Linked DNA regions of Homo sapiens: region 1 is linked to region 2. A link is an interaction called in ENCODE POLR2A ChIA-PET data of the cell type or tissue named here. Cell type or tissue: OCI-LY7. All regions are shown on one strand. Each heading gives the region's core, and the rest is flanking DNA. Links, peaks and the distances in the headings are about the cores only. Region 1 has its middle 7.8 kb from the start of KRT77. Region 2 has its middle 13 kb from the start of KRT5.

Region 1 (10,665 bases), core at 1,250-9,249, 200 kb after region 2:
ATGCTCCAAGGGCAATTCCAAGCTTCCACACCCTCTTCTCATGAACCTCTGCATTCCGTACATGGTATCTGTTCAGTGGGTCATCCAGGAGACACTGTGTGATAGAGGAGACAATGAGCCTGAAATTTATAGGCAGAAGCTCTGCTGCTTGCTGGTTGTGTCTAGAGCCTCAGACACTTAAGGAACCTAGAGCCTCTCAGACACTTAAGGAACCAAAGTGTCTATTTCTCAAGGATTCAAAGCTATATATAAGTCATGTGGGGAGAAAAAAGCAGAGCACTGGAATCACTAAACAAGCAGAAATAGCTGCTCACAGATCCTGGTGGGATGACAGCTGTCCTGCTTTGCCTAGGATTTTCAGTACTTAAACCAAGATATACCTGGGCAAATCAGAACAGTTGGTCACCCTAGTCCTAGGCACCTATGGTCCACACAGCCATACTCCTAACCCTAAGGTAAGAGAGGGAAGCCAGGGCCTAGCCTCCAGCACAGAGTGACAAGGAGAGAACCAGTAGAAGCAGAGGAAGGAAAGAGAGGTGAAGCTAGGGAAAGGGGTGGGTTCATGTGAGAAAGCTGCCTGAAGACCAGGATTCTGAGTCAGATATCAGAGGAGAGGCAGAAAGAACAGAGCAGGGGGAAGAAGTAGGGGTCTGGCTGAGAAAATGGGGGCTGATAGGAGAAGGGACAGTAAGTACCAGACAGGAAACAGCAGTGGTGTGGCGAACAGATCCTTGAGTTGGGCATCTTGAAACCCAGCTCTGACTCCTGGCTCCGCCCCCTCCTAGCCCCATGGCTGGGACACTTGACTCCTTGAACCTCAGTTTCCTGACCTCTAAAATAAAGAAAATAGTAACCAGGCGGGCACAGTGGCTCACACCTGTAATCCCAGCACTTTTGGAGGCAGAGGTGGGTGGCTCACCTGAGGTCAGGAGTTTTGAGACCAGCCTGGCCAACATAGTGAAACCTCGTCTCTACTAAAAACACAAAAATATATAATCCCAGCTACTTCGGAGGCTGAGGCAGGAGAATCGCTTGAACCTGGGAGGTAGGGGTTGCAGTGAGCCGAGATGGCGCCACTGTGCTCCAGCCTGGGCAACAGAGGGAGACTCTGTCTCAAAATATATATATATATAAAATAACAGCTTTGTAGAGTGATAGTAATGAATGGCTATGAACAAATATGGAAGAGCACTTTGCAAGCCCCAAGGAGTCACACAAGTGAGGTTCTGTTCCCCAACCCCTCCCTGTGAACCCACCTCTCTCTCCGGCTGCACCACTCACTTTCAACCCCACCTCCTCCTCATGAAGAATACACATAATTAACCCCTTCGCATCTGTCTCTACTGCCACCTAAACAAACAGGAAGCTCCTTGCTGTTGGGACAAGACTTCATGGACCAGGAGCCCCTTTCTTCCTGCAACTGCTGGGCAGAGTGGGCCAATAACAAAGGCCTTCATGACTGAGCTAAAGTAAAGAGACGTGGACAGCTTAGAGAACCAAGAGCTTGGGCCCCACAATTAAGTGCCCCTGGAGTTAAAGCCCAGCTCCCCCCATGTACCAGTTTTATGATTGAACTAATCACTGAGTTCCCTGAACGCTATTCATCTGACCCTTAAATAGAGCACTTGAAGACAACAAATATTTTAAAAGGCTTGCTCTTACGAGAGGTGTTATTGTGTGGCTGTGGCTACAGCATTGAGACCTATGAATGCGATGAGAGTTTTTAGAAAGACAGGCAGCTGGAAAAGGCTTCACAGAAGCAAAGGCAAGCTCAAGCTAACCTCGAAGGATGTACTGTAGGCCAGTGAGAGGGTGCTCTGTTGTAGGGACTGGGACTGGGAAGGACCAGAGAAACTGCTCGTGCCAAGGCCTAGAGAAAGGAACGGGCATGTGAGGGGGTGGGATGGGGGAGCCATGAAGAGGCCCCCTTGCCTCGAGGGAGCAACTGGGAAACCCTGAGGCCTGAGTTTGGCTTCGGTCACAGAGGGCTCCAGCAATGTCTTTGAGTGGAATTTGTTCAGCACTCGCCCAGGTTTCTATATACTGTCATGCTGAATGTGAAAATATTCCATTGTGATAACATAAAAAAGGAAGTCCCGGACAGCAGAGTTTAGGAAGCTTCTTTGATCTCTGTCTATGATCAGCTTTCAGCATTCAATGCCAACATTGTCATCTACCTCCCGTCAGCTGATGGCCCCTGCTGGGCTGTTGTCATCCCTTGAAGGGCTTGGGAGGGGAGGAGGGACACACCCACTAACTGAGCTTTTGGTGGAGGGTGATAGCTATGCTCTACTTCCTCAGAAGAAAAAAAAATGACTTAAAGTGAAGCACGAGAGATTTTGCTTGTCTCAAAGGAAGTGTTTCAACTCAGATCAATATTAGTGGGTAAATAATGTTCCTAGGACGAATCACTACCCCTAAAAGAAACTCCTCAGCTGGTTAGACTGCAGAGAGCAGCGGTTTCTAAACTGGCTCACACTGGAATCACCTAGAAAGCTTCAAAATCGCTGGTGCCTGGGCCCACACCTAAGGAGTAGAGTTTAATTGGTCTGGGGCTATGGTCTGGACTTTAGAATTTTTAAAAGGTGGTTTTAATGTGCAGCAAGTTTGGAGACCACTGACCTGGAGGAAACAGGACAAATGAAACAGCCTCTTTAGATTCCATTCAGTCTAAGGACACAGATAGGAGTAACAATCATTATCATAATAGTGAACTTCACCAGGTGATTTCCATGGACCATGCACTGTGCTGTCTATAACATGGAAGGTCTCGTGAAATCTAAATACCAACATCATAAGGAAGATATTCTTACTATGTTCATTTTGCAAATGGAGAAAGTGAGACTTGGAAAGAGAATCTTGTCAAAGAATACACTAATGAAAATAGTGGAATGGAGATTTGAACCCGCGCATTCCCACTTCAGAACCTACATGTATTGCAGAAGAGATGGGGTCGTTGGAGAGAGATGTGCCCGCTTCCTCCTCTCCCCACCTGCCACCTTAAAAGGAAAGTGGGAAGTTAGTTGAAGGCTGCAGCTCACCCAGCCCATCTCCCAGTTACTGAAACCCAGGGCTGCCAAGAAGGTGAGGCCCAGAGCAACTATCAGCCACCTGGATCACAGTTCCAGACAGCAGCGGGAAGCAGGGTTCAGAAGAGCTGCTGGCATGACCAGCAGGAGCAGCTCCCAAAGCTCTATCCCCCACCTCACCCTACATTTCCCAGGGTCTGGAGGTGGATATCACAGAGGTGTGTCAGGGGCGTGGGGCTGGAAAAAGGAAGGGAGAGAGACTCTCACTCACCAGTCCCCACCAAGAAGAGAGTGGAGAGCTGCAGCCCCGGTCTAGGAATGGGGGCCTTTAACCTCCTTGAAATGAGAGCCTTTTGACCTGTCGTCAGCACAGGGGAGGCAGTGATGTGACACATATCGGAGAGAAACCTATTGGAGCTGAATAGAAGCTGCTAGACTTGGCTTCCCCACCCTTGGCCCACTCTTCTTCCTGCGTAACAGCATCACAGCCAAACATATGATGGACGGTATCAGCCCAGTCCTTCATTTTACAAGGAAGAAATGGGTACAAAGACAGGGACTTGGCCAAAGTTACCCAAAAAAGTTGGTGGTGCAGATAGAATGAGAACTTGGCTACCCTCCCCCGAATTCAGAAAGAATAAGGAGGCCTATGTGAAATTCCCAGGTGCCTCTGTGCTCCTGCAGCCTGGGAGAGATGACTATATGGGGCGTTCCACCTTCAATCTCTAACAAGCCTGCACGCAGGCATGAGAAGGTGGTGCCAGGCACACAGGAACATCCCTGGTGAATCCTCTGATTTCTGGGTTGGGGTGTGTGTTTGGGGCAACACCTAGGGCCTTAAGCTCCTACTGAGGCCCAAAACTAGCCTGGACACCACTTTGACATCCCTTTAACTAGAATCTCAGTGTCTGCCTAGAGCATAAGAATCGGGCAGTCTCCTTCCTTCTCGGCAAACCCAATAGGTGCTTTTGGGCCTGGATATTGTCTAGAGGCCTCACTAAGGGCAGCTTGCAAATTCCCACGGCAAAGGTCCAGAGACAATATTGTGCCAAGCGTGTCAAAGCTCTTCCATCCAACATACTGGAAGTCATGACTATTTATACAATCATTTATTTATTTATTTATACAACCATTTATTTGTTTATAATTCACCCAGGCTGAAATGCTCACTGCAACCTCCACCTCCCGGGTTCAAGTGATTCTTGTGCCTCAGCCTGGCAACTCTTTTGTCTCTGAAGCAAAGGGAGCAGCTAGGCAGGTGTGGCCCCAAAGGAAAATAAGGCTACAGGTTAGACTTGGATTGAATTCCAAAAGAAACAGTGAGGTCCCAGCGGAGGAATGGTGCTGTCTGGGCAGAGAATGCTTCTATATGTTGGATCAAAGAGGACGGGCCAGTCTCAAGGTTACAGGGGTAGTTAGTGGTGGGGTGGGACCAGCATTCCAAGTCCCTGAGGGTAATATGAGACCTGCCATCAATTCCAGGTTCGTGTCTCACTTGACCATGATGGGAGAGATTACAGTGCTTTATAACCATAAGGAATTTGCAGTGTATTATTCTCTTCATTTAAAGAATAGACAGGTTCCTGAAACACTGGCCATAATTAGTAATGACCTTTTATTGAGCTCTTACAATGTGCCAAGAATTAAACAGATGACATGATTCCATCCACACAACTGCATTTTACTGATGACTTTTGGGTGAGGGGTCTGGAGGGTGGCTCAAGGTCACACACTCCTGGTAAGGAGTGGGCCCAGATTACACCTAGCAGCTGGGTTCCAAAGCCTGAGAGTTTCTTGCTGTACTATCTTATCTTCTGCTTTATGGGGCAATTTAGGAGGGCTTTGAGGTTAGGCCTTCTGGAGTTTGAATCCTGGTGCCATCCCTTCTAGTTACATGACCTTGGATAAGTTCATTCATCTCTCTGCGCTTTCATTTCCTCTTTTGTGAAGCAGAGGCCATAACACTGCCTACCTCACAGGGCTGTGAAGATTAGATGGGTTAATTCAGAAAAAGCTCAGCACATGTCAGGCAAATAACAAGAGATCATCTACTTTAGCAATTATTACATTATTACAAAAGTAAATTTCTATTAACCAAACTGCATTTTCCATCCAGCTTCCCTTAAATTAGAAAGTCACCATAAGCAGGAAACTGTGGCCCTGTAATATATTGTAAATCATATAAAAGATGCAGACAAGCTTTTCTTTAATCATCTATTTAAAGGAAGATGGCAATTTATTGATGAGTTTGAAACAAGCCAAAAGTATCTCCTCTGTCATTAAGCTAAAGGGCAATCTCTCCAAGCTGCATTCACTGCTTAGGAGGCACATGTGGGTTTGCTTTTTCTTGTTCATTTAGAGAATTTGTTCACCATAGAGAAAATTTCATAATAACTGAAATTTTGTACCCTTTAAGCAACATCTCCCCATTTCTCCCACCCCTACTTCCAACTCCTGGCAACCACCCTTCAACTCCATTTCTATGAGTTTGACTGTCTTAGATTACACATATAGTGAGATTCTAAGGTATTTGTCTTTTTTTTTTTTTTTTTTTTTTTGAGACAGGGCAGGGTTTGGCTCTGTCGCCCAGGCTGAAATATTCACTGCAACCTCCACCTCCCGGGTTCGAGAGATTCTCATGCCTCAACCTCCCAAGTAGCTGGGATCACAGGCATGTGCCACCACGCCCAGCTAAAATATTTGTCTTTCAATGTCTGGCTTATTTCACTTAGCATCATGTCCTCCATTTTTCTATGTTGTTCCAAATGACAAGATTTCCTCCTTTGTATGGCTAAATAATATCCCTTTGTGTATATATTCTACATTTTCTTTGTCCATTTATCCATCAACAGACACTTAGGTTGATTTCATATCTTGGCTATTGTGGATAAAACTGCAGTAAACATGAAGGTGCAGATATCTCTTCAAGATAGTGATTTAATTTCCCTTGGATATATACTCAGACGTGGAGTTGCTGGGTCATATGGTAGTTCCATTTTTAATGTTTTGAGGAACCTCCATACTGTTTTCCATCATGGCTGTACTGTACAAACTTACCTTCCCACCCACAGTGTACAAGTGTTCAACATCACTAACCATCAGAGAAACGCAGATCAAAACCACGATGAGACATTACTTCACAACTGTTACGATGGCTATATCAAAAAGATAAAGGATAAGAGTGAGGGCGTGGAGATAATAGCAAAGACTTGGAACCAACCCAAATGTCCATCAAAGATAGACTGGATTAAGAAAATGTGGCACATATACACCATGGAATACTATGCAGCCATAAAAAAGGATGAGTTCATGTCCTTTGTAGGGACATGGATGAAGCTAGAAACCATCATTCTCAGCAAACTATTGCAAGGACAGAAAACCAAACACCACGTGTTCTCACTCATAGGTGGGAATTGAACAATGAGAACACTTGGACACAGGATGGGGAACGTCACACACCAGGGCCTGTCATGTGGTAGGGGGAGGGAGGAGGGATAGCATTAGGAGATATACCTAATGTAAATGACGAGCTAACGGGTGCAGCACACCAACATGGCACATGTATACACATGTAACAAACCTGCACATTGTGCACATGTACCCTAGAATTTAAAGTATAATAATAATAAAAAAGAAAAAAAGAATGAGGGCGTGGAGAAAAGAGAATCCTTGGACAGTGGGCTTGTTTTTGAGAGGTGAAGCCATAGCCCCTCCCAGTGCAAACTGCAGTGGACAGTCCCCAGGCTTCCTGCTCTCTGATTTAGACTATCCCAGATAAGTGCTTCACCCTACAGCAGGAACATTCTCTGTTGAAGCTGTAGTTATGTGTTGTTTTTCTAGTGTGGTGAGCCTTTGGCTATCCCTCTTGGCTTTTTGTGTACTTAGCTAAGAGTTTCTCTGATCTGTTATCAAGGAGAATTGTCTCTTTCTTGCTTTCTCTGACAACCTTTCTCAGTCCCCCACACTAGTGAGCATTTTACCAGGAAGGCCACCATGCACGTATGCCTTTGCATGTTTGCTTATGTTTTACTTCTCCCACTCACATGCCCTAATTTGCAAGGGGCCCCCACATCCGGCACCAAACCTCTGTTTTATCCAAGTATTCCTGGATCTGCCTGTATTCTGTGCTCTCATCTGGGGTAGGGGTAGGGATGAGGGTGGAGGTGACCTGTTACCAAACCATTTGAAGTTCTTTGTTCTCATAACTGTCAATATTTGAAGGCTCCGCCCCACATCATATCAAACATGTTAACATACATCCCTGGCATATATAACTTTTGCCATAAAACATTTGAATTTTTATAATTGCTTTTGAAAATGTTTGACTACCAGCAACTCCTTTGATTATAATTAGCTGTGATTACTGGATAATTTCATACATATTTCGAATTACTAGAAAAACAAGGAAATCTAACCTACGACTTTTTTCAAATAAAATGAAATGTTTATGAATTCAAATCTGAACAATTAGGAAGGTTGATGTATGTCATCCATAGTATCTCTTGGGTGAAAAGGCCCTGCCCCTCCAGCCTGGGAACTCTCAGTACTTCCTCCCCAGGGTCCCCCTCCCAGCTCAGACCAGAGCTGTGTGTGTGAAAGGGACTGTGAATGACCCACTGGCCACAAAGAAAGTCTCAATGACCTGGAAACCAGAATAAAAATTCTACCATGATGTCTGAAGCACAACGCACTTTATCGAAGATTGTACAGAACAGAGAATTCCTTTCTTGAAGCCAAGACGGGAAATCAAAGTACCAGCAGGAAGTGGTGACCGGGGAGGCCCTGCCTACAGGGAGGGGAATGGGCCGATTGGAACTGTCCCATAAGGCAGTGGGACATTGGCGGGGGTGAGGGCACCTTCAGGGCACAAGTGGTGACATGGGGGCCCAGCTCCTGGCCACTGCCTTGTGTGGGTGGATGTTTTTTCAGATTCTGTTTGTTTGTTTAGAGATAGGGTCTCGCTCACTTGCCCAGGCTGGAGTGCAGTGGTGCCATGCTAGCTCAATGCAGCCTCGAACTCCTGGGCTCAAGTGACCCTCCCGCCTCCGCCTCCCAAAGTGCCGGGATTACAGGCATGAGCCGCCGAGTCCGCCGTTGAGGGTTTACCGCCTACTCATCCTTCGCGGCAACTTTCGGGCTGCTGCGATGCCAGCAGTCTGGGAAGGTGGGGCTCCGGGGCACAGGTCAGAAGCAGCGGAGGGAAGGGGCCCCGCGGGGGTGCGGGGGAGCTCAGAGCGGGGCGTGCCGGAGGGCGAAGGGGACTGGGGTCCGAGGACGCCCCTGGCGCGGGGTTCAGAATTTGTGGCGGGACCGCCAGCTCTAGGAGGAGCTTTGTTCTCTCTGGCGGCGCTGCTGCCGCCGCCGCCGCCACCCCGGCTGACGGCGCAGGAGTCCCGGAGCCAGAGAAGCCCCCCGAGCACCGCGGAGCTCCCGCCCAAGCCCCAGCCGCTGCGGCCCCGGCTACCGCCGCGGGCCCGGGCTCCGACTCCTCCTCCCAGGGCGCAGCCGCCGCCAGTGCTGCTGTGGCCAGTCTCTGCAAAGACGGTCGGGGTCAGGGAGCCTGGCAGTGTCCGCCCGGCACGCCAGCCCCTCCCACAGTCCCGAGCCGCAGGTCTTCCCGGGGTGACGCCCCGCCGAGATCCGGCAAGGCGTGGGGAGGACAGGCTTCAAGGAGGGGAGGGGAGGTTGGTTCCTCCAAAACAGCCACCAACAGCTCTTCCAGCCTGCAGGCCTGATGGCCTCGCACCAGCGCTGGCACATGGCTTGAGAAACTGCATTCCGAGGCCTCCAGCCCCTTCCCGGAGAAAGAACCCAATACTCACCTAGGATCACGGAACTCTGGCACCTCCCAGACACCCTGTGAGGAAAACCAGAGAGTTCGCTCAGTTCCTCCCTCTCCTTAAACGGCCTTCCTTAGGTCAACAGCAAGGAGAGCCTTGGTCACCCCACCCCCATTCCCTCCTGATTGATGTAGAGAGTGAGAAATAAGCTGGACGGGTGCTCAGAAAATCATAAAACACATTCTTCTTTCTATTGGGTAAGGTTAAAGTGTTACTCTTTCCACTGACATCTCCCAAAGGGATACAGACCAGAGGATACAGAACATTTCTGGACCCACCCATCCTCTCCACCTCCTCAGGATACTCTTCATTTAGCAAATGCTGTTTGAACCCACATGGGACAGAGCCCTATACCCATGTGCCAGTGTACGGGAACACACTCTTCAAAAACTTGCAGTTAAGGCATTAATAAAGAAATGGTCTAGAAATAACATTTATGTCTATGACCCTTCATCTTCGCAGACATACACTGTATAGCTAAAACATAGGACGTTATTCCAGGTAAGGCGCTAACGTGTTCATATGGCATAGGAAGCACAGCTTTCTTGGTGTGACAGCATCTCCCAGCCCTGAACAAGAGGCTGTGCCTGCCAATGGCCACCGCCACCTCCCACAGAACGCACAGCTCCCACACCTGGCAGCACGCTCAGGCAGGAAAGCCCCAGGCCTCTGGCCTCCTGGGAACCAGACGGACTCTCACCTGCATTCCTCGCCCTCCAGGAGGGTCCGGTAGGTGGCGATCTCCACGTCCAGGGCCAGCTTGGCATTCATCAGCGCCTGGTACGCACAAAGCAGCAGGGCCAGGTCCTCTTTGGCCTGCCGCAGTCCAGACTTGATGTCCTGAAGCTTGGCATTGGTGTCCTTGAGGGCCACCTCCTAGCGCTGCTCTGCATCAGCGATGGTCATCTGCAGCTTGGCGTTCTTAGTGTGGGGAGCCAGGAGTCCAATTTAGATTCGAATGTCATTCACTGACGGCCCGTCCTGTGTGCTTGGTGCTTGCACGTGTGTTACCTGATGTTGGGCAAGTGAGGAAACCCCAGGCACAGGGGTTAAAGGCTATGCAGCTGGTCAGCAGAGAAGCCTGGGCTGGGATCTAGGTCCTAGCACACCAGGGAGTGGGATTAGAAACACCTGGCTTTAAGGGGCTATACCAACTCAGGAGGAGCCAGACCCTTCCTGTGCCTCTCTCCTTTTTTATGGGAAATAACTGAGCATCTTCTGAAAACTTCCCTCCTCCAGGAAGTCTTCATGAATTATCAGAGAAACCTTCTCTCTGCCTTAGCCCATCTAGATGTGGGCTTCCTTGGCTACTCCCCGAATTCAGTCTTCAACAGTCAACTTCTTTCTCCAACCACCTAATCATGTCTTTACTCAGTTTCTATCCCATATCAACCTTCAAGCTCCAGGGAAGCAGAAACTAAATCCACGTAACAATCTTAGTTCAGCGCTAGCCCAGCACATCACCCAGGAAATCTTAGTGTACGTGAGTGGGGGCATGATTTTGCTTTGCGTAGGTGCTAGGCCTGAGTGTCATGATGGAAGCATAAGCCCACAGCCCTGGTCATGTTCTTTTCCTCCTCATCCCCACCTGCTTCTTGATGCTCTCGATCTCCACCCACAGCCTCTGGGTCATCCTGTTGAGCTCCATGATCTCATTCTTGGTGTTCCTCAGGTCATCCCCATGCCTGCTGGCCGTGGTCTGCTGCTCCCCCAACTGTGTCCAGAAAAGTCACATTTTCAGAAAAGGGGTCTTATGGCTCACCTGCTTCAACACCTTCATACCACAAATGGAAAAA
Region 2 (10,665 bases), core at 1,177-9,176:
CATGTTCCATTGACCTATTTGTCAACTCGTTCACCAACACAACATGGCCTTTATTACTGTAGTTCATTGTAAGTCTTGAAGTTAAGTATTGACAGTACTCTGACTTTGTTCTTCAATATTTTGTTGGGCCATTTTAGATCTTTTGCTTCTTCATAAAACTTTAGAATCCATTTTTTGGTCTACAGAAAATAACTTGCTGAGATTTTGATTGGGATTGCATTGAATCTGTAGATCAAGTTGGGAAGAACTGACATCTTGACAATATTGAATCTTCTTATCCATGAACGTGCAATATCTCTCAATTTATTTGGTTCTTTGATGTCTTTCATCAGAGCTTGTAGTTTTCCTTATGTAGATATGTATATATTTTGTTAGATTTATACCAACTATTTCATTTTTGGAGGTGCTAATATACGTAGTATCATGTTTTTTATTTCAAATTCCTATTGTTCTTTGCTAGTACATTGGAAAGTGATTGACTTTTTATATTAGCCTTGTATCATGCAACTTTGCTATAATCACTTGTAAGTTTGGGTAGTTTTTCATTGCATCTTTTTTTCTACATAGACAGTTATGTCATGTGATCAAAGTTTTATTTGTTCCCACCCAATTTGTATAACTTTCATTTCCTTTTCTTGTCTTATTTCATTAACTAGGACTTCCAGTTATTTTGAAAAGTAGTGATGAGAGGGGAAATCCTTGCCTTGTTCCTGATCTTAGCAGGAAAGCTTCTAGTTTCTCACCATTAAGTATAATCTTAGCACAGGTTTTCTGTAAATGTTCTTTATCAAGTTGTAAAATTTCCCCTCTCCTCCAAGCTTACTAAGAGTTTGCATTATAAATGGTGTTGGATTTTGTGAAATTGTTTTTCACAATACACCTATTGATATAATCATGTGTTTTTTTTTCTACGGCCTATTGTTGTGATTGATTACATTAACTGATGTTCAAATGTTGAACCAGTCTGTCATACGTGGAATAAATGTCACTTGGTCATGGTGTATAATTCTTTTATAATTCTTTTTATGCATTGTTGGATTTGATTTGCTAATATTTTATAGGGGATTTTTACAGCTATGCTTATGAGAGATAATGCTCTACAGTTTTCTGTTCTTGCAATATCTTTGTCTTGTTTTGGTATTAAGGTGATGCTGGCTTCATAGAATGAGTCAGAAAATGTTCTCTGTGTTCCTATCTTTGGAAAGAGATTATAGAGAATTGGTACAATTTCTCCTGTCAATGTTTGGTAGAATCCACCTGTGAACCCATCCAGGCCTGGATGGGTAAATAAATAACTTTTGGAAAGTTATTTACTATTGGTTCAATTTCTTTAGTCTATTTTTTCTTGTGTGAATTTTAGCAGATCATGTCTTTCAAAAAATTGGTTCATTTAATTTAGGTTATCATATTTGAGGATGTAGAGTTGTTTATAATATTTCTTCATTACCCTTTCAATCCCCATGGAATATATAGTGATGTCGATTTATTCATTTCTGATATTAGTAACTTTGTGTCCTTTCTATTGTTTTCTTAGCCTGGCTAGAAGCTTATCAATTTTACTGGTCTTTTCAAAGAAATCATTTTTGGTTCCATTAATTTTCTCTATTAATTTCCTGCTTTTAATTTCATTTATTTCTGCTCTAATCTGTATTACTTTTTTCTTCTACTTATTTTGAATTTAATTTCCTTCTTTTTTTCTAGGTTTCTAAGGTGGAATACATGCATTCAATATAAATTTCTCTCTAAACTCTATTTTTGTTGCATCCCATAAATTTTGGTGTCATATTTTCATTTTTATTTAGTTCAAAATATTTAAAAATGTATGTTCAGATTTCTTCCTTGACCCATGTGTTATTCAGAAGTTTGTTGTTTAATCTCCATGTATTTGGGGATTTTTTTTTTTTTTTTGAGATGGTCTCACTCTGTTGCCCAGGCTGGAGTGCAGTGGCGTGATCTCGGTTCACTGCAACCTCTGCCTCCTAGGTTCAAGCAATTCTCCTGCCTCAGCCTCCTGAGTAGCTGGGATTACAGGCATGTGCCACCACGTGCAGCTAATTTTTGTGTTTTTAGTAGAGATGGGGTTTCACCATGTTGGTCAGGCTGGTCTCTCACTCCTGATCTGGTGATCTGCCCATCTCAGCCTCCCAAAGTGCTGGAATTACAGGCATGAGCCAACATGCCTGGCCGTATTTGGGGATTTTTAAACTATCTTTCTGTTATTGATTTCTAGCTTACTTCTATTGTGGTCTGAGAGCATACATTGTATGATTTATATTTTTTAAAAAATTTTAAGGTATGTTTTATGGCCACAGTGTGAATGTTCTATGTGAGCTTGAGAAGAATGTGTATTCTGCTCTTGTTTGGTGAAGTGTTCTAAAGGTGTCAATTATATTGAGGTGATTGATGGTGTTTTTGAGTTCAACTATGTCCTTACTCATTTTCTAATAAAAAATCAATATAAATATTTTCTAATATAAAATAGTGTTGAAGTCTCTGATTAGAATAGTGGATTCCTCTGTTTCTCTACCCCATTATTCCATTGGTTTTTGCCTCACATATTTTGATGCTCTGTTGTTAAGCACGTACATATTACGGATAGTTATATCTTGGAATTAAGGATTATTATTGACACCTTTATCATTAGGTAATGCCCCTCTTTCTTACTGATAATTTTCCTTGCTATGAAGTCTGTCCTGTCCCAAATTAATACAGCTACTTCAGCTTTCTTTTAATTAGCATTAGCATGGTATGTCTTTTCTCCATCCCTTTACTTTTAATCATATATGTCTTTATATTTAAAAATGGGTTTGTTTTAGACAGCATACTGTTGGGTTTTGTTTTTTGATCCATTCTAACAATCTCTATCTTTAAGCTGGTGCATTTAGACCATCACCATTTAAAGTTATTATTGATATAGTTGGATTAATATCTACCATATTTCTTACTGTTTTCTAGTTATTGCTCTTGTTTTTCGTTCCTTTTTTGTCTCCCACTCTTTTTTCATCTTTTGTGGTTTTAACTGAGCATTTTATGATTCCATTTTCTCTCCTTTTTAGTATATCGGTTATACTTTTTTTTTTTTTTTTTACTTCTTTCAGTGGTTGCCCTAGAGTTTGCAATATACATTTACAACTAATCCAAGTCTACTTTCAAATAACACTATACTGCTTCATGGGTATTGCAAGTTCTTTGAAATAACCAAGTACAGTTGACCCTTGAACAACATGGGTTTGAACTGCATGGATCCACATATATGTAGAATTCACAAGATGCAATATCCAAGTATTATGAAGGGCCAACTTTTCTTTTCATGTAGAGGATCCTACAGGGCTGACAGTGGGACTTGCGTATGCCAGGATTTTGGTATATGTGCAGGGTCTTGGAATCAATCCCTGGCATATACCAAGGGGTGACCGTATCGCTAATTCCTCCCTCGCATCCTTTGTATCAATGCTGTCATTCATTTCACTTACACATAAAGTATAAACATTGAAGACATTGTTGCTATTATTATTTTGAACGAACATTTATCTGTTAGATCTTATTTCTTCTCTAATGCTTTTCCTTTCTTTATGTAGATCCGAGTTTCTGACCTATATAATTTTCCTTCTTGGTGAAGAGCTTCTTTTAACATTTCTTGCAAGGCAGGACTACTGGCAACATATTCTCTTCATTTTTGTTTGTCTTGAGAAAGTCTTTATTTTTTCTTCATTTTTGAAGGATAATTTAGCAAGATATAGAATTCCGTGTTGCTGTTTTCTCACCCAACAGTAAATATTTTACTCCAGTCTTTTCTTGCTTGCAAGGTTTCTGTGAGGAAGTGAGATTTAATTCTTATCTTTGTTCCACTATAGATAAGTTGTTTCCCCCCCAACCATGGCTTCTTTCAGGATTTTTGTTATCTTTCATTTTCTACAGTTTGAATATAATATACACAGGTATTTTTTTATGTCTGACACTAATTTTTGGAAATTCTCAGTCATTACTTTCTCCAATATTTATTATGTTGCTTTCTCTATTTCTTGTTCTAGTATTCCTTTTACACAAGTTACATCTTTCATAGTTTCCCCCACAGTTCTTGCATATTCTGTTCTTCTTTTCTCAGTCTTTTTTTATTTTTGCTTTTCAGTTGAGAAAGAACTGAAAAAACAGTTCTATTGACATACCCTCAAGCTCAGATTCTAATGTCAGCTGTGTCTAGTCTACTAATGAGCCCACAAAAGGCGTTCGTCATTTCTGTTATAATGTTTTTTATCTCTAGCATTTATTTTTTATTATTAGAATTTCTGTCTATCTGCTTTCATTACCCATCTGTTCTTGCATGTTGTGTACCTTGTTCATTTGTGCTCTTAGCTTGTTAATCATGGTTGTTTTAAATTCCCGATCTAATAATTCCAATATCCCTGCCATATCTGAGTGTGGTTCTGGTACTTGCTCTGTCTTTTCAAACTGTTTTCTACCTTGAAGTATGCTTTGTAATTTTTTTGTTGAAAATGGATGGAAGAAACTGATAAATAAGCTTTAGTAATGTAGTGATGAGGTATGAGGTGAGGGGAGGTATTCTATAGACCTATGAGTAGAATTAGGTCTCAGTCTTTTAGTGAGCCTGCGCCCCTTGGCTGTGAACTTCACAAGTGCTTCTGAGGCTTTTTTCACCTCTTTAAGTAGGGTCAGCATAGCTGGAGGGAGCTGGGGTTGGGTATTTCCCTTTCTCCAGCTAGACCAGGCTCTGATAAAACCTCAGCAGGGCTGCCTGTGGTTAAATAGTTGTTCCTGACGGCAGACTGCCTTAAGAACAGAATGCTCTGTCTATTTCAAAATGGTTCTTTGTCTGCTCCCCCTACTGGAAGCATGAGATTCTTCTCACATTTTCTCTGTGAGGACCTGGTGGAGCCCCTGGAGTAAAACTAAGTATGCTTCTCTAAGAGTGGGCTCCCCTGGAATTCTCAACACTCAAACTTATCCACACGGAGCCTCCGGCAATTTACCAATTATGGCTCAGGGTTTTCTACCCAAATACTGGTTCCTGTGGAGATTTCTGCTCATGGGTTACTACTCTGGTAAGTTGGGATTCTCTGTAATTGCTTCTTTAACTCTCCAGTTGGAAGGCAGTGGTTTGCCCTGTAATCTTAGTTCTCTGACAGATGAAGAAGAGTTGTTGCTTTTCATTTTTTCCATTTTTTACTTTTTGTTAGAATGTAGTGATGACTTTCAACCTCCTGAAGTGCCAGACCCCAAACTAAAAGTCCCTCTAGTCTCTCTTGCTCTTTAAATCAGAGCTGAGGTTTTCTACCCTTTGTTTCCCCTCTGTGCTGATACCTGTTCCACTGAGCTCCCATTGATCACCATCAAAAGATCAACGGTCATTATCACACAGACATGCAAACATCCTTCTCATGCTTCCATCTTATTACAGATACATGAGTCTGCTGTAATTCTGAGATGAAAATGACATATGCCACCCACTAAAAGCTGAAGCTCAATCTGGGTCCAGCTGCAGAGGAGCAGTCCTCTCTTCAATTCCCAACAGTCCTGCCCATCATAACTACACTCAGGAGTTCCCATCTGACAAATAAGTTGTCCTTATCTTCCCTTGCAGTGTCCCTGAATGGTGTGTGATGTACCTTCTGATGCAGTCTGCATTTCTGCACTGCTTTTCTTTGCTCTCTTTGCCTTCTTTTGTTCTGTTGAATAAAGGAGATTGAGAATATGAACTTTCTGTTAGATTGCCTTGCTGACCATGTGCTGGTTTAGAAACATTCTCATCCCACAAACATTCCTCATCTTTGAGGAACTGCCCCTCTCCACACCGACAACTCACCATGCTCCACACCCTACTCTGTCAGTCAGTGATTCTGGAGGACACTCTGGGTGGACGATCACCAATGTTGTATAAGCCCCAAAAGCTGTTAGGACAAGTTCCCGGTGTGCCAGGCAAAGTCTGTTCTCTTTCCCCAGCTGAAAAGCTCCAGGACAGCAGGCTACTGGCAGGATACCTCGCCAGCCTCGAGTAAAGGCCAGACCCTTACCCAGATCTGAGAGACCAACTAGATGCCAGTTGGCTTGAGACTTGGAGCAGGCATTGCCATCCCAGTCACTTGTGAATAGGGTTGTTCAGACAAAATAGAGAATGCCCAGTTAAATTTAAATTTCAGATAAACAACAAAAAATATACAGTAAGTATGTTCCACATGTTGCATGGAACATACTTATACTAAAAAAAATTATTTATTGTTTCTCTGAAATTCAATCTGAACGGCACATCCTGTATTTTTGTTTGCTAAATCTGGCAACCCTGCCTATGAAGTCATCCTGCCTTTATATGGAATCACAGACAAGGGCACAGGTTGTTTACTGGGCTACTGCTTTGGATTTCTCCTGTAAGGGGCAGACAATAGACAAGGACCAAGCTTAAGACCCTTCCTCCAAATCATCCGCATTAACTAACCCATAGGTTGCTTAGAAGTCTTGTTCAGTTTCTAAATATTTTTGAATTGTTGAGATATATTTCATTACTGCTTTCTAATTTAATATGCCATGATCGTGGAACATAGTCAGTATGTTTTCAATATTTTGAAGTGTATTGAGACTGTTTTATGGCTTAGCATATTACTTATCTTTGTGAATGTCCTTTGTGAGAAGAATGCTGTTGTGGGTACTGTTTTGTAGTTCTTTGTATATTCTGAATACAATTTCACATATATATAAAAATTATGTATATATATAATATTTATATATATTCAAAATTTTGCGGGGTTGTGGCTTACTGTTTTGCTCTCTTCATGTTGTTTTATGAACAAAGTTTATCAATTTTTTAAGGTAAGCTTTTTTCTATCCCATTTAAGAAATTTTTGCCTATCCTCACTCCATAAAGATATCTTCTGTTTTCTTCTGAATGAATTATTGTTTTACCTTTCACATACAGGACTATAATACAACTGAAAATGATTTTTATCTATGGGATGAAGTAGAAATCGTAATACATTTTTCCCATATAGACAGCCAACTAACCTTGCACCATTTATTGAAAAGACTATCCTTTTTCTATTGCACTGTAATAGTACCTTTGTTGTAAATCAATTGAGTCAATATGTAGTTTGCTTCTAGATTCTATATACTATCTCATAGGTCCATTTGTCAATCATTTCCCCAGCACCATACTTTCTTAATTACTACAACTTTATAATAAGTTTCAGTATCTGGAACTATAAGTCTTCCAACTTTATTCATCATTTTTTAAAATTTAATTTGATACTAAGTTCCGGGATACATGTGCAGGATCTGCCAGTTTGTTACATAAGTAAACATGTGCCGTGGTGGTTTACTGCATCTATCAACCCATCACCTAGGTTTTAAGCCCCGCATGCATTAGCTGTTTATCCTGATGCTCTCCCTTCCCCCAACCCCTTTGATAGGCCCCAGCATGTGTTGTTCCCCTCCCTGTCTCCATGTGTTCTCACTGTTCAGCTCCCACTTATAAGTGGGAACATGTGGTGTTTGGTTTTCTGTTCGTGCATTAGTTTGCTAAGGATAATGGCTTCCAGCTCCATCCATGTCCCTGCAAAGGACATGATTTCGTTTCTTTTTATGGCTCCATAGTATTCTGTGGTGTATACGTATCACATTTTCTTTTTCCAGTCTATCATTGATGGGCATTTGTGTTGGTTTCATGTCTTTGCTATTGTGAATAGTGCTGCAGTAAACATACACATGCATGTATCTTTATAATAGAATAATTTCTATTCCTTTGGGTATATACCCAGTAATGGGATTCCTGGGTCAAATGGTATTTTTGGTTCTAGATTTTGAAGACTCATCACACTGTCTTCCACAATGGTTGAACTAATTTACATTCCCACCAACAGTGTAAAAGCTGTTCTTCTTTTTTAGGGTTGTTTTGACTATTTTAGCTCCTTTTCATTTCCTGTCTTAGTTCATTTTGTGCTGCTATAATGGAATAGCTGAGTCTGGGTAGTTTAAAAAACCAAAAATTTATTTCTCACAGTTCCGGAGGCTGGGAAGTCCAGGATCAAGATACTGACAGGTTTGGTTGTCTAATGGGGGCTACATTCTTTGGAGGGGAGGAATGCTATCTCCTCAACTGGCAGAAGAGTAGAAGAGCAACCTAACTGAATCCTGTGTGAAGCTTCTGAACTCTGAAAGTCCCCATTTCTAAATATCATTACATTGGCAACATCCAAATTTTGGAGGCAATACATTCAAATCATAGCATTTCAACACAAATTTTAGAATAGATTTATCAATTTCCACAAAAAATCTGTGAAAATTTGATTGAAATTGCATTAAACCCATAGTTCAATTTGGAGAAATTGATGTATTTACAATATTAAGTTTTCCAATCCATGAAGATATCATATACCTTTGTTTATTAGGTCTTCTTTAATATTTTCAAAAGGATCATTTTAGTTTTTTGTCTTACACATCTTTGGTTAAGTTTATTTCTAGGTATTAGATTTTTTATGCTACTAAAAATATCTTTCAAATTTTGTTTTCTAACTGTTGTTTTCTAGTGTACAAAAGTATAATTGATATTTGTATATTGATTTTCTGGTGACCTTGATACATTCACTTATTAATTCTAGTAGTTTGTAGATTATTTTAATTTTCTATATATACAATTATGTCATATGTGATCGCCTGCAGTTTGCTTTTCTTCTGATCCAGAAGATGCTTATTTCTTTGTCTTGCCTTATTGCAATGGCTAAGATCTCCAGTATAAAGTTGAGTAATCATTGTGATAATAGTTATCCTTACCCCCTTTTTGTTCAATGGAAAAGTTTCATTTACTATTAAGTATAATATTTTTTGTTTTTTTGGGCGGCCATTTGATTTATCTCCCTTTATTCTATTCATTTTGTATATTACATGATTTTTTAAACATTAAACCATCTTGACTGCACTGATGCTTGACTGCTGACAACTTCTAAGCAAGCCCCTTGCCTCCCTTTCCTATTATGCTCATTATCTGGAAAAACTGATATGAAAACCGAGGTGTTCCTTCCTTTGGCAGTGATAGCAACTTCCAACTTCAAACCACATGCAGGCCCCACCCCTAATTACCATAAAAAACCTGATGCTATAAAAAACCCTGCTCACTCAAGCCACTTTTGGACCAGCTTGGAAGTCCTGCCTTGCTTTCCTCAGAAAGCCTTATTATTTGAGTTAAATATCCGTTCACCCCCTCTTGGAGTGTGTGGTGTGTGTGTGTGTGTGTGTGTGTGTGTGTGTGTGTGTGTGATGTCATCAGTCTCAACAGCTAAACGAAATTTTGTGTGGCTGTCCATCTTGCCTCTGGAAGGTGGTCATGACAATCAGCACTGTGAGCCTGCTAGATGTCTAGATGATGACTGCTTCCACCGGAGTCTTTTCTTTCTTGCTTTGGCTTCCAGTCTGGCTCTGCTGTCTTGCTCTGGGTTGCTGTGTGCTGACTAGGGGGCTCTTTGAGTTGTGTTGCTGCCTGCTGGCAAACTTGCCCTTTGAGCTGTGTTGCTTTGGGCTGCATTTGCTGAGTTCTGCTGAGCCTCTGTTACAGATTTAATTGACCCAAGTCAGAAGTTTCAAAAACTGGGATTTAAGGACAGGAGTATGGGATTGGGGGCCCTCTTAGGGAGGCCCTGAATCGTGTTCCTCAGCCCAGACCTGTCTGTATATACCGTATTGAATTGTATTTCTTGATTCCAGCATAAACTGGGACTGATGCTAAGCTAAGGGGAATGGCTCTTACCCCGTGACTACTGGTTGTGTGTCTCAAGCGGGTGCCGGCCCTCATTCTACGGAGTTTTCAGGGAAAAGACTGATATGTGGTCCCTTCTGGTGGTCACTCATGTGGAAGAAGAGCAGTTACTACGTGGCATGCTGAAGCCACGCTCCTAAAAACAGATGGCAGCCAGGCGCGGTGGCTCACGCCTGTAATCCCAGCACTTTGGGAGCCCACGGCAGGTGGATCACCTGAGGTCAGTAATTTGAGACCAGCCTGACCAACATGGAGAAACCCCGTCTCTACTAAAAACACAAAATTAGCCGGGCATGGTGGCGCATGCCTTTAATCCCAGCTCCTGGGAAGGCTGAGGCAGGAGAATCACTTGAACCTGGGAGGAGGAGGTTGTGGTGAGCCAAGCTTGCGCCATTACTCTCCAGCCTGGGCAACAATAGCAAAACTCTGTAGGAAAAAAAAAAAAAACAAAAAACCAGAGTGCTTACTAACTAGAGTCCTGTAAAATGTCTTGGCTGCTGTTGCTGCTGTTGCTCCTGTTGCCACCGCTGCCGCTGCCTATGCCTCTGTTACCAGAAAAGATCCTCATCCTCCGGGTTATAGGAGAAAACACACATGGCACAGCCAAAGGGTTAATTCAACTATTTCCATGGGGGAGGCCTCGAGCCCTGACAATACAGATTTGAGACTCCTTGGAGGAATAAATATATAAATATGGGCAGAGTAGAGAGAATTCCTCTCCTGCCAAATTATATTCAGAAACCACAAGAAAGATAGAGAGAGAGAGAGAAACCTGAAAACAGGGAGAAGAAACAAAAAATTAAAACAAAGATCCATAATTTGATACAATTGGAAATCCAAAATTGGCTAAAATAATTTATACATCTAAAAGATAAAAAGGTGTGCAGGCTGTCTTGGTGTCTCCACCACAT

The links. ChIA-PET counts read pairs that join two places held together with the same protein. Peaks named below come from ENCODE experiments on the same cell type or tissue, not always from the same donor. Only the 100,000 strongest peaks of a DNase experiment are listed, where the experiment ranks them.
Region 1: POLR2A ChIA-PET joins it to region 2 with 10 read pairs; 2 of 35 experiments call an interaction of 5 or more read pairs at or near these places.

What each region holds. Positions count from the first base shown.
Region 1 is chr12:52,706,008-52,716,672 of GRCh38, forward strand. It overlaps the pseudogene KRT126P. Among named protein-coding and RNA genes, the nearest start is that of KRT77, 7.8 kb to the left of the region's middle. In OCI-LY7, for the core only: no CTCF peak of the experiment used is centred there; a DNase peak (open chromatin) is centred at 4,974.
Region 2 is chr12:52,502,464-52,513,128 of GRCh38, forward strand. No RefSeq gene overlaps it. Among named protein-coding and RNA genes, the nearest start is that of KRT5, 13 kb to the right of the region's middle. In OCI-LY7, for the core only: a CTCF peak has its summit at 4,845 (motif pointing left); a DNase peak (open chromatin) is centred at 4,848.